Linked DNA regions of Mus musculus: region 1 is linked to region 2. Evidence: chromatin loops called from intact Hi-C (ENCODE). Cell type or tissue: heart. All regions are shown on one strand. Links, peaks and the distances in the headings refer to the core of each region. The heading gives the core; the rest is flanking DNA.

The links. A loop is a pair of places that touch in the nucleus more often than their neighbours do. Peaks named below come from ENCODE experiments on the same cell type or tissue, not always from the same donor. Only the 100,000 strongest peaks of a DNase experiment are listed, where the experiment ranks them.
Region 1: it touches region 2 in a loop (7-fold over the local background); 27 of 42 quality-filtered maps call a loop at or near these places.

What each region holds. Positions count from the first base shown.
Region 1 is chr14:68,734,585-68,737,506 of GRCm38, reverse strand. No RefSeq gene overlaps it. Among named protein-coding and RNA genes, the nearest start is that of Gm31281, 69 kb to the left of the region's middle. In heart, for the core only: a CTCF peak has its summit at 1,558 (motif pointing left); no DNase peak of the experiment used is centred there.
Region 2 is chr14:69,140,038-69,142,959 of GRCm38, reverse strand. No RefSeq gene overlaps it. Among named protein-coding and RNA genes, the nearest start is that of Nkx2-6, 30 kb to the left of the region's middle. In heart, for the core only: a CTCF peak has its summit at 1,621 (motif pointing right); no DNase peak of the experiment used is centred there; H3K27ac peaks cover 391 bases.

The sequences.
Region 1 (2,922 bases), core at 295-2,794, 410 kb after region 2:
GAGGCAAACTCCACCTCTGATATTATTCATAAAAGTAAGTCTACTTGACTCATAACTTCGGAGTAGGAACTTTTCTGATATCATTTGGAATATTCCACAGCTACCGAAGTGCTGAGGACGCCGGTCAGGATGGCTGTAGATGATGGGCATAAGGGCTAGAGATGACCACCAAGGTTGACAGGCCTTTCTCCCCAAGGTGACTTGTTTAGCTTTCTGGTTCAAACTGGTCACTTGGTTTGTGCGTACCTGTGCATGCCTTGACCACCTGTGCTAATGGGGAGACAGCCTTGCTGAGTCCCCTTGCAGTGGATATGATGACAGGGGAAAAGATGAGGTGTTTTTGAAGAAGTGAGGCAACTCATATAGTCAGATAAAATGTATTTTTAGGGTTGACTAAAAATGATAGGGAGAGAGAGAGGAGATGACAAATATTATTGTTATAAATATTATTTTTTTCATTTTTTATTAGGTATTTAGCTCATTTACATTTCCAATGCTATACCAAAAGTCACCCATACCCACCCACCCCCACTCCCCTACCCACCCACTCCCCCTTTTTGGCCCTGGCTTTCCCCTGTACTGGGGCATATAAAGTTTGCAAGTCCAATGGGCCTCTCTTTGCAGTGATGGCCGACTAGGCCATCTTTTGATACATATGCAGTTAGAGACAAGAGCTCCGGGGTACTGCTTAGTTCATATTGTTGTTCCACCTATAGGGTTGCAGTTCCCTTTAGTCCCTTGGGTGCTTTCTCTAGTTGTTATAAATATTATTGAGAGTGTGTTAACTTGCGATTATAAAAAGACCACAGCAGTCTTAGACTTCATGGATTAAACATCTGCAATTTTACACAAAAGAAGAGGCTAACATGGCTTCAGCACCTACATCAACCAAAAAACTTCTGACTCTAATGGGTTTGAGAGCCTCTTGGACTCTCTCCCTTCAGAGTCTTCTGCCAGGACTGGGGGCATTTTCATTGGTAAGGGTGAAATAGCTTATTAAATTGTGGGGCATAAGCCTTCTCAGATTGCTACTCCTACTTAAACTTACAAACTAAGTATTAATGGGCATTGTAATTACCTTAGCAGGATGAAGTGAAGTCAGTCACAAGTGATATGAGGCTTCCAAGGGGAAACTTGTGCAAATTGTATGTGGCCAGTGCTTCATCCCTTATTTCATCTCTTCAGTCTCAATGATGCCCAAATGGTGAGTCTCTCCTTATTCAAATGCATTAACATAAAGGGGTTTGGCTGCTCCTCCCCTATTTAACTAAACATTCTGGAGAGGAAATCTATAGATTTCTCTGGCTCCATTCATGTGACTAATTTGCAACTATGTTAGGTACTCTGGAAAGCATCTAGAAAAATCTCTTTAATTACAGTTCTAATGTGCAGGTCTTTACTTTGTAACATAAGGTCCTCCTGTATGTGCTCTGAGCCAAACTGATCCATCCTGGACACTGATAATCCCTGCCTGAATTGACTGATGGACTTTTTGGGGAGATTTTAGCTACTTGCAGCTAAAGCAGACAGGAGTTTCAGATAGAAGTCTTTTAGTGCCACCCAGTGGCCACAGCTAGGATTTGTGGGAAGAAGCTTAGCAACTGGTTTGGGAAATGGGCATACACTAGCAAGATTTTATCGAAAGGACCCAGATGTAGCTGTCTCTTGTGAGACTATGCCGGGGCCTAGCAAACACAGAAGTGGATGCTCACAGTCAGCTAAAGGATGGATCACAGGGCTCCCAATGGAGGAGCTAGAGAAAGTACCCAAGGAGCTAAAGGGATCTGCAACCCTATAGGTGGAACAACATTATGAACTAACCAGTACCCCGGAGCTCTTGACTCTAGCTGCATATGTATCAAAGATGGCCTAGTCGGCCATCACTGCAAAGAGAGGCCCATTGGACACGCAAACTTTATATGCCCCAGTACAGGGGAAAGCCAGGGCCAAAAAGGGGGAGTGGGTGGGTAGGGGAGTGGGGGTGGGTGGGTATGGGTGACTTTTGGTATAGAATTGGAAATGTAAATGAGCTAAATACCTAATAAAAAATGGAAAAAAAGAAAGCAGGATGAAGTGCCTGACAAATACAGAGGTGGATCCTAGAAGCCTATCATTGGACTGAACACAGGGTCCCCAATGAAGAAGCTAGAGAAAGGATCCAAGGAGCTGAAGGGGTTAGCATCCCCATAGGAGGAGCAGCAATATAAACTAACCAGTACCCCCAGAGCTCCCAGGGACTAAATCACCAACCAGAAAGTGGTGAGAATCATAGCTCTAGCTGCATATGTAGCAGAGGATGGCCTAGTCAATCATCAATGGGAGGAGAGGCCCTTGGTCCTATGAAGGTTCTATGCCCCAGTGTAGGGGAATGCCAGGGCCAGAAAGTAGGTGTGGGTGGGTTGGTGAGAAGAGGGAGGGGAGGGAGAGGGAGTTTTCAGAGAGAAAACCAGGAAAGGGGACAACATTTGAAATGTAAATAAAGTAAATATCTAATAAAATAAAGCAGGATGAAAGAAACTTGACTTCTAAGTTGTTGTGAAAATTTTTATGAACTTCAAGAGGGTAGTGGGATAGGCAGTGGCCATGTCCATTAAGGTCTTTGTCTGGATTTAGAGGGGACTTGGACCCATCTTCAATTCACTCTGGGGTTGGACTTCAGAATTCATAAAGTGAACCATGAACAGACATCAAACTTTCATTCCGTGGGATTTGAGAAGAAAAGATGGATACAGCTATCTCCCTCAGAGGGTTGAACTGTGCCTTAAAACCGTCCTATTCATCACAGAAACCTCAGAGACTAAATGCATCTCCAGGCTCTACTAGGCTAATCTGATCTGGGCCCACCTATACAGGTGGCAAGTAGATGTACAGCCAAAGGTCTTTCTCTGTTTAGAGTTTTTTTCTGGATTTGGATATGTTTAT
Region 2 (2,922 bases), core at 300-2,799:
ATCAAAGGAGATGAAGGAGACGGCCACCCCATAGGAAGACTAACAACAGAATCTACTATCCTGGATCCTGGGGAGCTCCCAGAGACAAAGCTACCAATCAGAGTATACATGGGCTGGTCTGTGGCTCCCAGCACATATGTAGCAGAGGACTGCCTTGTCTGACCTCAGTGGGAAAGGGTGTGCCTAATCCTGTAGGGGGCATACTGGGGTGGGGGTGAGGTAAGGGTAGGTGGGTGGGTGGGTGGGAGCACCCTCTTAGAAGCAAAGGGGAGGGGGAATGAGGTGAGGAACTCTGAGAGGGGGATGGGGAAGGGGGACAACATTTGGAGTGCGAATAGATAAAATAATTTAATAATCAAAATTCTTCAGAGATAGGGAAGACATAGAAACAAAGGCATTTATTCACCACTTTCAAAATTTTCAATTGTGTTGTAGCAGGAAAGCAGGGTGCAGAGTGGAGACAAAATGAGCATACAAAGAAACCAGACTGGAGATGCCACCCTGTCAAGGTTAACGTTGTAACTAACAGCATGTTCAGAAAAAGTACGCACAGAATAAATGACCTACAAAGGCCAAAGATGCCATTGAACAACATCCTCCTCCTCCTCCTCCTCTTCCTCCTCCTCCTGCTCCTCCTCCTGCTCCTCCACCTCCTCCTGCTGCTGCTCCTCCTCTTCTTTAAATTTTTGTTTTATACATATAAGCATTTTACCTGCATGGATTTATGTCTACCACATGCATCCTTGGTGCCTTAGTGGTCAGAAGTAGGGGTCAGATCCCCTGGAAATGGAATTATGAATGATTGTGAGTCACCATGTAGGTGTTGGAAAGTGAACCCAGGTCTCTGAAGGGCAGTCAGTCAATGAACTTAATTGCAAAGCCACCTCTCCAGCCTGCCACTGAACACCTTACCCTTTCTGCTAGGTCTAGCCCACCCCTTTCCTCTGTGAGCTTTCTGGTCCTTACTAAACTGTGTGTATCTACCACTTTCCATGTGTCCCTGCCCATCTTCTTGTTCTGGGACACATGAATGTGGAAATACTGGGTAATGCTCTCTGGATCCTGATATCCATCTGTAACAGTTGACAGGCAGTCAGCCGGACATATATAACAAATCTTAAAAAAAAGAAAAGAAAATCCTGCTTACCTTCACTCTTGCATGGATGACAAATTTTCTCATTACACTGCACGTGTATTAAAAAGGTACCATAACCCACAGATACAGACAACTAGTATGTAAATAAAAAGTAGCGATGAATCTCATACTCAAATATGGAACTATTAGTTATCCTAATTATAAAATGATCACTTGGGAAAACTTACTAATATGCGTGTTCATTTTTTTTTAAAATTACTGCCCTAGAACCACGGAAGTACTTCTCATGTCACATTCCTCATATGCTCCCAGGTGCTCTAAGCAGACCTTGTTCTACAGTGCCTTATTAGCCGTCTTCTGGACTCTGGCAAGGCTATCCAGTGCAAGCCATGCATCTTCAGGTGTGCTTTTCCAGTGAGACCCACAGGAAAATGGAAAACTGTCTAGGTTCCTAGAAGTGCGATCAAGGGTGGGTGTACTACTCCCAGGCTGGTCTATGCTTGAAGAAGAGTTTTACTGTCTAAGCCCCCTAGATGGCGCTCCTTGTTAATTGTGAATCTCCCCCCACCCTTTTATTTTATTTTTTTCTCTTTGAAAGCTATTGGCTCCCAGCCTTTGCCCCAGGCCTAAGTTATCTGCCATTGTCCAGTGGAAAAAGTCACAGTTGTCAGATGCAGGGAGTGACGTCAGAGATGAGTGTTGCCGGAAATAACCCTCACCTCTGGGATATTTCAGAACGGTTTACAGTGGTGGGGCTGTCACGGGTGAGCTGTTTATGTGAGTGACATGTGGCTCTCCTTCTTCCAGGCATAACAGTATAATTCTGTGTACACAAAGAGTCCTCATGGTCGGTGGCTGACATTTACATGGGATAACCTTTGAAAACTTTAGGAAGAGGAAGTGCGGTAACGTCAGGGTCTGTTAGCAGCCATGCTCTTCTTCTTTTTACTCTCTGCCTCACACTTTCTCTAAATAAGGCAATTCCAGGAAGAGTCTCATCCTTTACAAGTCTCTAAATGTCCTCTCATCTGGTCTCCATTCAATTTGAGATGCAGGACACATTCCTTGTCTGGGTCATCAAGACCTTATCAAAAAGGCTGTCAGCGACACCATAAGCTACCTGAAACTCCACCGATGTTTAATTCTTGTCCTTCCAGGTTTCTGATAGCCATTCACAAGTGAAAATTGTACAGCTTTAATCTGAGGTATTTAACATGATGATGATGATCTATGTATTCAACACAAAATGATGATCATAGTCAAGTTAATTTGATACTGCCAACCCATTAAGCTTCTATTCTGCCCTCCCCCTTTTGCATCTATTTCATGTGTCATTTTATTTTATTTTTCTGTGTGCATGAGTTTGTGTATGAGAGTGCCTGTGTGCCCATGTGGAGATCAGAGGGCAAGTTCCATCCATCCATCCATCCATCCATCCATCCATCCATCCATCCATCCATCCATCACATAGTTTCTGGGGTTTGGACTCAAGTCTATCAGTGCCCTTACCACGTGAGCCATCTTTCCCATGCTTCTCCCCTCATCTATGGTGAGAACTCTGAAGAGCTATCTTCTCAGATAACGATGCCTGACTGCTCATCACTCTGTAAGTCTCTAGAGTTTGGGAACTCAGACTTTTAATATTAGGGAGAAACTTTTCGTGTGGAGGTTGCTCAGGTAGGATAGATACTCTGGGCATTGTGGTTAGTGAAGACCCTTGGGGATGTCAGACAGTGTTGAGAAGGCAAACAATGGCAGGTATCCCCCCTAACAGCTGATCCTGGGGCTGCTGGCCTTCAACTTGGATGGGACAATCCTGATTCCAC